Regions from separate parts of the Homo sapiens genome. Here region 2 is linked to region 1. Evidence: chromatin loops called from intact Hi-C (ENCODE). Cell type or tissue: heart right ventricle. All regions are shown on one strand. Each heading gives the region's core, and the rest is flanking DNA. Links, peaks and the distances in the headings are about the cores only.

Evidence for each region. Peaks named below come from ENCODE experiments on the same cell type or tissue, not always from the same donor. Only the 100,000 strongest peaks of a DNase experiment are listed, where the experiment ranks them.
Region 2: it touches region 1 in a loop (2.7-fold over the local background); 16 of 110 quality-filtered maps call a loop at or near these places.

Annotation. Positions count from the first base shown.
Region 1 is chr10:127,574,704-127,581,285 of GRCh38, reverse strand. No RefSeq gene overlaps it. Among named protein-coding and RNA genes, the nearest start is that of NPS, 29 kb to the right of the region's middle. In heart right ventricle, for the core only: CTCF peaks have their summits at 3,685 (motif pointing right) and 4,536; no DNase peak of the experiment used is centred there; H3K27ac peaks cover 2,343 bases.
Region 2 is chr10:127,851,341-127,857,922 of GRCh38, reverse strand. No RefSeq gene overlaps it. Among named protein-coding and RNA genes, the nearest start is that of CLRN3, 38 kb to the left of the region's middle. RefSeq lists a silencer at 3,754-3,833. In heart right ventricle, for the core only: CTCF peaks have their summits at 3,575 and 3,774 (motif pointing right); a DNase peak (open chromatin) is centred at 3,762; H3K27me3 peaks cover 1,027 bases.

The sequences.
Region 1 (6,582 bases), core at 2,255-4,754:
TGGCTTACACTGAGTTGTTCTCTTCCTCTTCATTAAGAAGACATTTTCAAATATGCTTTAATAAAATGATAGCATTTTCTAATTGGGTATTACCCTTAGAATTTAAAAACATAGTAAAATTAAATCTTCAAAGCAGATGAAATAGAAAAAAAAAATCGTTGCCCCGTTTTCCAGCGTTTTCTTGGCGGCCCCTTGCGTCTCCAGACAGGCTCTGCTGCAGGGTGTGTTGGGGTGGGGAACCCTGGGCGCCTGGTTCTCGGTCTCTGCAGATCAAGACTAGGTCATCCAGTGGAGCCCCGTGGGTCTCAGATTTCAGAAAAGTCCTTTTGCTCGGCTGAGGTCATTTCACCGCCCGGAAGGGAGGGCTGTGCAGGGACCCCGGCCACAGGACGCACAGTGAGAGGATGCTTCGGCTTTTCTCAGGCTTGGAGCCCGAAAGCCGAGGTCATGAGATGCTGCAGCGAGGCCAAGAGCATCCAATTTGGGGAAACTGCTCTTCAGGGAAGTGTTTGGGTGTGTTTGCTTTGGGAGATTCCTCTTAATGGAGGATTTGATGACTCGAGTAGAGAAGCTGCAGTAGTCAGGCTGATGCTGAGCAGCGTTAAGGAGGTCAATGTCACACGTCTGGGAGAATCCACAGGGAGAGCCAGGGGCCTGTGGCCGGGGAAGACCTGGGATGCCAGCGGGGTAGCTGGGAGGGTCGAGTAACTGAGGGCGTCTCTTGCTAAAACCAGTACCATGAATCCTATGAGGTCTGGATATTATTAAAGTGTCAGGCTGACATGGTGTTAAGAGAAAAGGGTGGCAAAAATCCCAGTAGGCAAGCAAGAATGTTTCAAGCAAATTGTCCTTTAAAAAACTTACCAAGCCATATTTTATTTTTTAACGACAATTTTTTTTCTTTATTATGTCTTCTTGAACATTGATTGTTATTGTGTACAGACAGGTCTTTCACATATTTCACAGAGTAATTTCATATTGAATGGTATTGAGTTTTTTCTTTTTTTAATTTTTAATTTTTGTGGGTACCTTGTGGTGCATATATTTATGGGGTACATGAGATGTCTGGATGCAGGCATGCAATGTGAAATAAGCACGTCATGGAGAATGGGGTATCCGTCCCCTCGGGCATTTATCCTTTGAGTTACAAACAACCCAATTACACTCTTTCAGCTATTTTAAAATATACAATTATTATTGACTACACTCACCCCACTGTGCCATCAAAATGCATATTTTTGAATGGACTTTTTTAATACAAATATTTCTCTATGCTTTATTTCTCAGGATCATCTGAAAGCCTATGGGAAACTCTTACCAGTCCACACGTTTGCTTTGCACCTTATTTGAACATTAACTGCTGCAGAATTCCAGTGGTGCCAGGCATTTCGAATATCCTAAACTGGACACTTGCCCTGAAATAATGTAATTGTGCTGCATAAATACTTTTATGCCTGTGAACTCAACTGAGTTAAATATTAACTGTAAAGAGTCCTACAAAATCTTGTAGTTAATAAATGATGTTACAGCTTAATGTTGGTGCTTAGGAACCTTTGAGAGCTTTTTATCTTCATATTTTAAATTCTTAATGATCCCTCCCCCTTTCTTATTAATGCCATTTTGATAAATGAATATTTTTATTCAGGGAGTCCTTACCATTTTCCTCATTCGTTGGAAGAAAAGGGACTCTAGTGAAAGTGAATGCCGCCTCTCTCTCTTTCTCTTTCTCTCCACTCTGCCACTGCCTCTATCTGACTGTGTTCCATTGAAACAACTGGAATCAAATTTTAGCAGGAAAATTCACTTGATATGACCACGCAGCTACACGCTTCCCCGTACCAAGCTCTTACTGTAGTGAGCACCCTGTGTGTGGATGAGTGTGTACCACACAGCCACACACAGTCGTGGTTGGGGGAACCTCAGAATGTGAGAACAGCTAAGGTCCTCAAGAGATCATTCTAGCCCAAAGCCCTCATTTTCCATGTGAGATAACTGAGGTTCAGAGAAGACAAGTGAGATGGCCAAGGTCTCCAGCAGGCCTGGGGTCACTGTGCAGACTCCGTGCCCTTCTGTTGCACTGTGTGGTGTGGAAGGAGCAGGAACACGTCAGTTTGAATATCAGCCCATTTCCCAACCCCACAGTGGTGCTGGGGTCACCTACCCCCAGGCTGGAGGTGAGTGAGGTAATCTTCCTTACAAGGCTTTCGATGTGCCTCAGTGAAAGCAGATTCCTGGAACTTCGGTGCGGTTACCCGGCCCTGGCCTTCAGGGCCCATCCCGCTGGTACTGGGGTGAGGTGGAGGGGACCCAGTGGGTGGGAGGCAGTAGGCGCTGCCAGTCTCTTGGTGCCTGTTCCTCGGCACAAGTACCACACCATGCTCTGTTAAAAGGAACTTCATAGTGGAATAAGTGTGCGGGCCACAACACATTGTTCAGCTTTGTGTAATTCGGCAGATCTTGGAATGATTGGACCCCACCCACCAACATCCTGCTGAATGAGCATAGTCAGTAACAGCTCAGGAATTGCTACTCCAGACATGGGTGACTAAAAATAAAACCAAACTTCAAGGAAACAAAGCCAAGACTATTCCGTGGCTAGATTCTCGAATGTGGGTCACCTCTCCCTATTCCACTGTCTTCATGGCTGAGAGGGGCTGCTGGCCCAGTTCATGCTCCTTTGACCCCAAGCCCATAGTGATCTCCACCCCAAGATCTGTTCTTGGTTCTTCTTTGAACCTGACTTCACCTGGGGCACCACATTCAGTGGGTACTTTCTGGGACGTTTCCCACGCCCACCCCTGGAGACCTCACCTGCTGACCTTGAAGGTACAGCTCAGACCTCTTGAGGCAGCGCCTGGAACTGAGCCTGGCGTAAACATCATGATTGTGCTCCCCATGAACAAGAGCTCCTCTCACAGCTCCCTCCCTCCTCAGTGAGGGATGCTTCCCAGCAAAGTGACAGGCACACCAGCTTGGCTCCTGCCACACTTGACCTGGATGAATGCATGTCAGTGTCCAGACAATGGTTCAGATTTTACAAAATCTGATCAGGTGGAAGCCCTGAGTTCATTTTATGTTCGTCCGATGTAGCTGTTTTGATTCTTCCCTTTTCTTTTTCTGTTTTATTTTTTTTTCTTTGTGCCTTAACACTTCAAGACAGCTTAGGTCACTTAAAGTTCTAAAGTCAACATAAGTCCTCTGGAGCATATCCAGTACAAAAGCAGAGAGAGAGCTGGACTCCTTTTCAATAAGGACCAAAGGACTTACCCACCCAGCATGCGGGTATCTTTAGGCTGCTAAAAGGTATTTTCTGTGGTCATCGACTCTATAAGCTGGGCTCTTCCTACTTTTATAAAAACAAGGACAACTGTCCCATTAGCTTAATGAACTGGGCTGTGTGATTCACTAGACTGAAATTGTGAAATTCAACACATCCCCCTGGAAACCATCGGTGTGCCCTCTAAAGCGCTGCCCACTGTTGCTTAGGGAATGGCAAGCATATGCTTTTTTCAGGTCATCTTTACTCTGTTAACGACTGAAGAATGACAAGCAGTTATGAGGTGCTATTAATTTTTATGAAAAGAGAAAACAATTACTTTTAATAGAAATTGGGATCCCTTTTTAAATGAAGAAAAAAAGACTGCTTATTCTAGTCAATAAAAAAGTAGACGAAACCATTTATTAACCAGTTGGTGGCAGTGTTTTCATTAAGAAAAGATATTATGCACACTTTACTTCTGATTCATTTTATCAAATGTTTAAGAGGATGGACTTTAGGTATTTCTCACTAATATGCTTAAAATTCCAGCAATATTTGCAACTTCCAACAGGATTTGGAATTCCAATGGGAAACAGAGTTTTTAAGAGTTCCTGAGTAAGTTTCTACCTCCAGGAAATTACATAAAGTACATGATGCGAAATTTCAATCTTTGTTATATTTTCTATTGCTAGCCTCTTTGCTAAGGTTTATAGAAATGGTAAACAGCACTGCTTGGCTGGGAACACGCTTCTGTTGATTGGTTTACAAGTTGACTTGAGCTATACGGATAAGATGCGCTTTTAACAGGTTAACAGTTCCTCTTTCCTGTGTTCTATCAAAGAGGAGAAAGGAAGTCATATTCAGCTCTCTTCTCTAAAATTATCCAACGAGTGCTTTTCTCACTCACTCCCTGCAGACAAGGAAGTCTGCCTGCAGGGAAGGGAGTCATACGTCACAGACAAGCAGAGCACCCCGAGGTTTATTTCTGTAACAGAGTCACGTGACAACATCCTTGCCAACATGTAAATTCCATTACGCCAAAAGAGATTGCCAATCAGGTGTGGGAATAACGTTGTCCTCCTACTGAAAGGCACCAAAAATATCCACAGCCTTGACCTCTCCATCTGGGAATATGATTTTACTCCTTCTCCAAGGGACTGAACCCTCCCACTCATGTGCTGCTGGCACCATCTGGACTGTCTCCATCTGGGAATTGGATCCTAAGCCCACACAGATGTACTCAAAGCCAATGTCTCTACCCAGTAGATACTCTGACCTCTTGGCCCAGGGGGAGACACAGAGCAGCACAAAGTAATTTGTCAGAGTCTGTATTTTTCCCTCCTCATCCAGAACCTGTGCCTTCTTACTCTCCCTGGGATTTGAATTGTGTTATTTTGTGTTCAGAGTTTTATTTCCAAGGGTATGTTGTTCTAACTGGCATTGCATTTGGGATGATCTTTACCAATTAGTATGGCAAAACTCCCTTGCCCTTCCCTGCTGCCTCCAAGATGCACAGCCCTCCAGGCCCATACAGATGAAGGATTGGGGTCACCTAACTGAGGGCTGCACAGCAAATTTACAGGAAAATGAAACTGGCAGCCTTGGATGCAGTTTTCAGTTCATGAAAACTATTGTATGTGAATGAAATGCACATTGTTGATTTAATCAAGTGGGAATGCATAGCCTGCCCTAAGAACAGGAGCAGTCTGGCCAAGGGAAATGGGCCTTGAACACTTTTTTATCAGGTGATTACTCCAATCGTCACATTGGCCAGCCTCCTAGAAGCTTGCAAAGATGACTAACTAAGCCTAATGTGTATAAGACAAGCTGTCACAAAGGGCTTTGTGGCAAGGCCTTCTGAGAGATCTAAGCATCCAGTATCCTCCACCACCCACACAAGGCCACCCGAAGTTTCCAATGCCCTTGGCTGGGACTTTTGCCAATGACCTGGGACACTCATGTCTTTACGGATGCTGGTGCCTGGAAGACACTTAGCATTTGACCTGCAAGTGGGGTAATTGAGTCTTAGCTTCAAACCGTTGAGCAGCAGGTCAGGGGGGCATTGCAGGGCAGAGTAGCTGTTTTTTCAAAAGCTTGAAAGACTGTCAAGCTTCAAAGAAAGGGGTTAATGTCAATGAATGGCCAATTCCCACTCAGTATAAGGAACAATTCCAACTGCTCCTGATAGTACACAAGTGAGAACATTCATAAATGTGGTACCAGAATGATTCAGGTTCAAATCTTCACTTTCCTACTTCCCAGCTGGATGACCTTGAGGTTATTTAACCCCTCTGGTCATCTCTTTCACCTGCTCATTCTGTTCCTCAGAATTGTTATGGTGGTCAAGTTCAAATGCATGTGATGGGTCCCAATTTGAACTGTAAATATTGTCACCTGAAGTGGGCATCATTTTTAAGAAGCAGAGCCAGTGGTTACCAAGGTTATTAGCAAGGGAATTCATAGGGTAATAATAGTTTCATTCATTATTCATTGAACTGTATTGTTCATTTACATGATTTCAGATAATCCTCTCAAGAACCTCTGAAAGAATGTTGGAATTCTCATAGGTAAGGAAAGTGGGGCTTAGAGATGTGAAGTAAATTGCCCAGATGACTGGCATCCCTGAAACTGGAACCCACATCTATGGGGGCTCTTATCTTCTCTGGGTCCCCCATACACCCCGCTTAGTCAAGGGAAAAGGTTATTCCCAGTGATTCCAATAGGGTTCACTGCAATGCAGAATAGAAAGAAAATGGAAGAGAAGTGTGCACATCTTCCTATAAGTCTCCACCCACTGAAATCTGGTCACACCAGGAGATCAGCAGTAGTTTAAAGGTTGTTTGCCTCTTACTCTTTGACAGAGCTGCCCTGCTCCTTTCTGTACATAGCAGCTAAACCTGTAAGTGTATAATGCTTGAGAAGATCAAAGGGTTGTCTTCTAAAATACGCTCTAAATAGCTATTAAATTCTACTTTAATCTGAAGTATAAATTCTACAAACACAGCTGTGATCTCCCAAGTGTATCATGAATGTCTGAACAGCTGGGCAAAAGCTGCACTGGTGTAAATGGACTTGTCTCAGACATGTCTGTCACAGCCCAGCATGAATTGGAAAAATTTTCCTGTGATATTCCTTTGGTTTGTTAATAAATGATTACAGGCAGACTGAGAGTGATCTAAACCCTACAATTAGTGTTGTGAAGACAGGAGAAAATGTGCCTATGTACACATTGCAGATCAAATTGTGCACTCTGAAAACCCTGCTGCCTAAAGTTCAGAATCCTATACATGATCAAGACCAGGTATCAATCAGCCAAAACATCA
Region 2 (6,582 bases), core at 2,377-4,876, 280 kb before region 1:
ATTGAGCCACCCAAGGTCTAAAAGCCAGACTGACTCCAGCCAACTGTGGCTGGATGCTGTTGTCTCACCTTTGTGTTATGAAGCCCTTTTTTCATCCTCTGTCTAGTTTTCCAACAAGGTTCTGTGGCTAAACCTCACAAATAATCGCATTAATCTGAGAATACTGTGCCAAAAAGAACATTGTGAATAACATTAATGGTGAATGTATTACACACAGAAATCTAAAAACACCTCTGGTGTTTTCTCAGAAACATTTTTACAGTTCTAAAGTAATTTTATAAATCTTGTTTAAAAGGTAAAGAATTACTATTCTGAAGAGCTTGAGCAGAAATCTAGATTTCTTAAGAACTCAACTAATTCTCACCTCCTTCATCTGCAAATGGCACAAGTTTTCCAACAAGTCTTGAAAATTTTACCTCTTTTGTCGACAAAGGATGAAAACCAGAGGTATGAAGAGGCTTTGCATTTCAGAAAGTCCATCATGGTAGAAAAAGAACCTTCGTTGAGGGAGAAACATTTGCCTCAGAAACAGGGATGAGTAAACAGATAGATTACTCTAGAAGCCCATCCATGGGGAGTCTCAGACTACTCCCACCCTGGGCACTACTCCTTTAAAAAGCACCTGCAGGGCCTCTGGGGTGAGCCACTGGCCCACCAGCATCTGCAAGGCACCATGGGAGACACAAAGGTGAATGAGAGATGGCCTTTGCCTTCAGTGCCATGTTACCTATGAACAGATGTTGACTTGCTTCTTTTTGGAAGCCTGCCCATAACAGTGAGAATTAGTAGGTTTTAGAGAACTCTTGTAGACAGGGCCTTGCTCTGTCACTCAGGCTGAAATGCAGTGGCACCATGTCAGCTCACTGCAGCCTCAACCTCTTGGGCTCAAGTCATCCTCCTGCCTCAGCCCCTCAAGTGGCTGGGTCTACAGGCGCGCACCACCATGCCTGGCTAACTTTTGTATTTTTTGTAGAGATGGGGTTTTGCTGTGTTGCCCCGGCTGGTCTCGAACTCCTGAGTTCAGGCAATCTGCCCGCCTCAGCCTCCCAAAGTGCTGGGATTACAGGCATGAGCCACCATGCCCGGCCTACCCTTGTATATTTGTCCAGGAAGAGACTCTTGAGTTAGCTGGTGTGTCCCAGGGCCTGTGTTCCACAGATGAGCCTGAGGCCGGGGAACGCCTGCCCCACTCAGGGGAACCTGGGGAGTGCTGTGCTGGTGTGGGCTGAATGACATCCCCTAGAAGGGAATGGTGAAGCCCCAATCCCTGGCACCTGTCAATGTGACCCTATTTGGAAACAGGGTCATTGCAGATATAATTAGTCGAGTTAAGATGGGATCATATTGGAGTAGGGTGGACCCCCAATTCAATGTGATGGTGTCTGCATAAGAGGAAGGAGATTTGGACATGAAGACGCATATAGAGGAGAGTGCTGAGTGAAGACAGACATTGGGAGGAAGAGGTGTGTGAAGACGAGGCAGAGTGCAGCGATGCCCCTCCAGCCAAGCAGCACCGGGGCTTGGCCCGAGGGGGAAGGAAGACTTCACCCCCAGAGGCTTCGGAGGGAGCATGGCCCTGCGGATGCCTTGGATTGGGACTTCTGGTCTTCGTGACTGTGACAAAGTAAACTTTTGTTGCTTGGAGCCTCCCAGGTTGTGACCTTTGCTAAGGCAGCCCAAGCAGACAAACACACTGACGCTTCCTGAAATTCTGGAGGCCGCTCCCCTGGGGGGCAGCGTTGCTTCCTTCTGTCAAATGTGGGGCCTGGACCTGGGCTTGCTGGGCCCCCTCCTGTTCTAGGCCACTACTCCTGCTCCAGAATCCCAGATCCTCCCTGCCTGTCCCGGCTGATTCATGATCCCAGCCTGGCTTCACCACAGGGCCTCTCAAAGAGCCCCGAGACCTGCTCCTGGGTTTCTGGAGCGCGGCCATCACAGATCCCTGCTGTGTCTGTCTGACAGGCTCCATCAGCAATAGGATACAAAAGTGAATCCTCAGCCTCCCCAACTTACCATGGGGCTAAATCCAGGGGGCCAGACAAGTGCCCAGGTCTGTGGGCCCTGGTCTGCTATTTCCAGGTCCCCAAGAGGCTAGTAGAAGGTGCTTGTTCCCTGGCCCCGAGGGAACCCTTGACCTCAGCCAGCTCCAGCCCCTGCAGGAGCCATCTCCATGCCTCTAGACCCCCAGTAGACACCCTCCTTCCAGGATCTGACTCCGGTTGTTAGCCTGGGCCCCCAGGATGAGGACAGTGTAAGGAGCCAGGAGGTTGGGACCAGACTGGCCTCCTAGCCTAGCTGAAGAGATGGGTCCTGGCCTTATGAGCTCCCATATGACTGGAAGCTTCCCCAACCCTGGAACCACAGACAGTTCCTGGGCTCTGGTCCTCTCAGCCCAGTGGTGCAGGGGCGGCCCATCCTGAGAGTTCCTGCGGGGAAGAGGGGCCTGTGGGGACAAGGGGATGCTACAGTGAGTGACTTTGAGGACAAGGACACACACAAGCACAGCCCTTTCGGCCACCCCATGGGCCCTGGGTTGCCAGGAGCCTTACCAAGCCCCAGCTTGCCTGGTCCCCACCTCCATGAGGCCACGAGCCAGCCTGGCCGCCCTGGAGCTAGTGCTGGAGCCCATCACGGGATCTGCTATCCCACCATGCAGCAAGAAGAGGAACTGAGAGCCAAGACACTTTTAGAGCCATTTGACCGAGTGTCTGCCTGTTGAATCTAATGATGTAATTTGCATATCTTTATTTTCATTTTCTAGGGGTTGGGAGCTGTGATCAGCACAGGCTGCTTGGCCAGGAGGAATGACTGCAGGGTGGGCAGACACAGGTTGGTACTCAGTGGAGACCTGAGTGAATGAATGAATCAGAGCTGGGGAGGACGGGGGGCATGGGAGGGAACTGCCGTTGTCAGAGAAAGCCCAACACAGACCTTCCTTTCCCTGGGATCATCCCTGGGGTCACCAAACCTCCCCCGTACACCTGAGGAGAGACCACCTGAGTCACAGCCCGCAGAGCTCCGGCCAAAGAGCTGGGATGGATGGGCTGGAGCCAGTGGACTTGGCTCAGGGTCTAATTTCCTAGTCGTGACCACTATCCCCTCCTCTACGCTGAGCCTCAGTTTCCCAATCTGTAAACCGAAGGGGATGCTCTAGACCAGGGATCCACAAATCATTAACCTCTGGGCCAAATCTAGCCAACTGCCTCTTTTTGCAAATGATGTTTTGTTGGAATGTGGCCATGCCCATTCACTTGCTGCTGTCTGCAGCTGCCTTTGCGTCACAATGACAGGGCTGTGTAGGTGTGGCTGGGAGCTTATGGCCCACAAAGCCATGCGTATGCACCACCTGGCCCTTTACAGCAAGGCTGGCCAGCCCGACCTTCCACGAGCGTTTCTCAGCGGAAGCAGTGTCACCTCTGAGTGGGTATTTAAGAAATTGCTTCTGGTGAGTGTAGGTCAAGCTCATTGCAAGACAAGTTCCATGCTATAAAAGCTACTTTTCTTTAAGTTCTTATACTTCCACTTTATATTAAAGTTAAGACATTATGTTTATCTTTTGCGATTTGGAGCATAGATAGGTGATCATCTGTATGGGTTTCATTACAGGGCATTAGAGAGCGTCTGTTAGAAGAGCAGGGCATTGATTTTGATGCAATGAGGCAGTTTCTTTAGAGGGCCCACGAGGCCCTAGATTCCGCATCAGCTTTAAGTGGCAAAGCCACACAGCTATTTCAAGAGCACAGCACTAGAGGGCAGCATAAGCCCATGAGTGCAACGCCAGAGCTCTGCGCCCTGGGCACCGCCGCTTCCCGAAGGCTGCAGGACTGGGGAAGGCTTGTGCCACCAGGACCTGAGCACTCAGCAGGAGTGTCAGGCCTCTGGGCCTGGGTCAGAGCTGATGGAGAGACCGTTCCAGCATGTGAGACGCTGGAGGGAACTGAAACCCACCTGCTGCACATGCATACTTCCCCGGTGGTTTTGGAAATGCTCTTGTTGTCAAAGATGTCCCTTCACACGGGGCTCTGCCTTCCCCACTGCCCTCCTGCACAGGCACAGCACATGTGTGCACACTAAGACTTCCAGGAATCTGTCCATCTAGCTGAACTGATTTTTCCCCCCAATTTATTCGACATTAGGATCTTTCGTGCGAGCCCGCGTGTGTGTCTAAACTTAGCCACATCAGGAAGCTGACACTGGTAAGTGATGACTTAACATTGTGGGAGATGTCCTTCTACACACCTGTGGGTTCCATGGATTCAGCCAACTTCGGATTAAAAAACAGTTTTATGTTTCTTTGTTTTTTTTTGTTTTTTGTTTTTTTTGACGGGTTTTGTTCTGTCACCCAGGCTGGAGTGCAGTGGTGTGATCACGGCTTACTGCATCCTAGACCTCTGGGTCATGCAATCCTCCTGACTCAGCCTCCCGTGTAGCTGAGGTCACTGGTGCCCGACCCCACATCCAGCGTTTTTTTTTTTTTTTTGTAGAGATGGGGTCTTACTTTGTCTCCCAGGCTAGTCTCCAACTCCTAGGGTCTAGTGACCCAGCCTCCCAAAATGCTGGGATTATAGGCGTAAGCCACTGCACCCTGCCAGGATAAAAAATACTTTAAAAAACAATAAAAATCACAATACAACAATGAAAAATAATACCAATTCTAAAAAGACAGTATAACAACCATTTACTTGGCATTTGCATTGTATTAGATATATATAAGTAATCTAGAGATGATTTAAAGTACACAAGAGGATTGTGTAAGTTCTATGCAAATACGACACTATTTTATATCAGGGACTTGAGCATCTGCAGATTTTGTTACCATGGGGGTCTTGGAACCAATCCCCCTCGGATACCAAGGAATGACTGCATATATATATATATTTTAAGTTGGGATTCTTGTTCATTTTCAAACCATCTTTGCTAATATGGCAGTTGGCTTCCCTGGGCAGGAGGGAGCATGCCATGTGCAGACAGCATGCCCCTCCCCTACACAGGAAAGAGGGCCTGTGTGCACGGAACTGCATCCGTCTCTAAGGGGAGAGCGGGGCTCCTGGATCCTAGACACTCTGACACAGCATCCATCACACTTGTGGGCCGGTTTGCTTCTCCTGATCTCTAAGTCTCTCTCAGGCTCCCTCTTGTCCGGGGACACTGTGACAAAAGCAGCTGGAATGTTCAGGATTAACAAGACAGTCTTATTTAAGAAACAGATGCAGAGCACCCTGAAACCCCTGGCAGTGCCCGCGTTGCCATGGCTTTTCCACTCAGCGTGGAAGACCATGAGTCGTGCATCTCCCTGCTGGACCATGGCTTCTGGAGATGGAGGATGGCAGGGCCAGGTGTGATGTTGTCCTCCTGTCCAGCTCCTCCTGCATTGTAGGATGTCTGTCATAACCTGGTCTTAGAAGCCAAGAAGAAATGCAAACCTGTCCCAATAGGCCTCGCTTTGGCAACAGCCAGTGAACAGGTAGATTAACGTCACCACTCAGGCCATTTGGTCACCTGCTCACCAAGGTGCCACCACCACTGACACCAGGCTTATGAGGGTTTCCATCCCCATTTATGATGCTACCAGGAAGCTGATTTTAGCCACAGCCATTTAAAAAAACAAAACCTGTTGTGTCCTTGTAGATCCAAAGTGTTGGAAATCTTCCCTTTTTCCCCCAGCCTCGCCCACCTACCATTTCAATGTAACCTCCCAAATTCTTCCACAGAGCATTGTTGAAGGCTCTGAGAATCTTTCAACCTCCTCCACAAAGCCCTCCAGGGCCCCCGTCACAGCATTCCCTTGGCATTTTATTTGTGGCTCTTGGACACCGTTGTCCCCACCCTTCATGACAGGCCGGGGACTCCTGGCACTGGATCCTTTTTGCGTAAAGTAAGCTGATTGAATTAAGCACGCATCACTGAAATGCTTTGCTTTCCATGGAACCACACTGCCTCTGAATGAGAATCTGCTGCTCTTTAAATGCTCACCGACCCGCCGTCAACGAGCTGTTGTGAGGTTCTACCAGGAATCGGAGGCGTTATGCACAGACCTCCTTTCCAGCCTCTCCTCCCTGCCCCTTGTGGTCAATGCTGCTTTGGATGCTCCCATTTCCTGGGGGCCCGGAGATCCCGCTCACCTAGAGGGGATGGGCCCTGCTGGCTCTTCTCTGTGTCCTGCCTGGCCCTGCCATCCTCCTTCTAGCTGCAGAAGAGGGGAGTCTGGGGACTAGGGCCTGCCTCCTTCCCCTGGGGCACAGCTTCTGCCAGGCACAGCGCCATCCCCCAGGTCACACCAGTTCTTGGATGTCCCCATCAAAGCCTCTTGTTCCTCCTCTGGAAAAACTCTAAGTGGAAATTATAAAAAGTTCTCCAGAAGGTCTAGTCAGAAAAGTCTTGAAAAGACGAGCGGTCCCTAGAACTCCAGGCCAACCCCAATCTCTCTGACCTCCCTCCTCTTGTCCTCTTCCCTAAAACCACAGCCTCTCCCCTCTACTGGCACCTCTTGTCCCCATGAAGCATCCTCTGGGCCCCTCCTCAAGGCAAACACATCAAGGAGTTGCCTGGGGCACCTGCCTTCTTCTCTGCTGTTCCACCCCA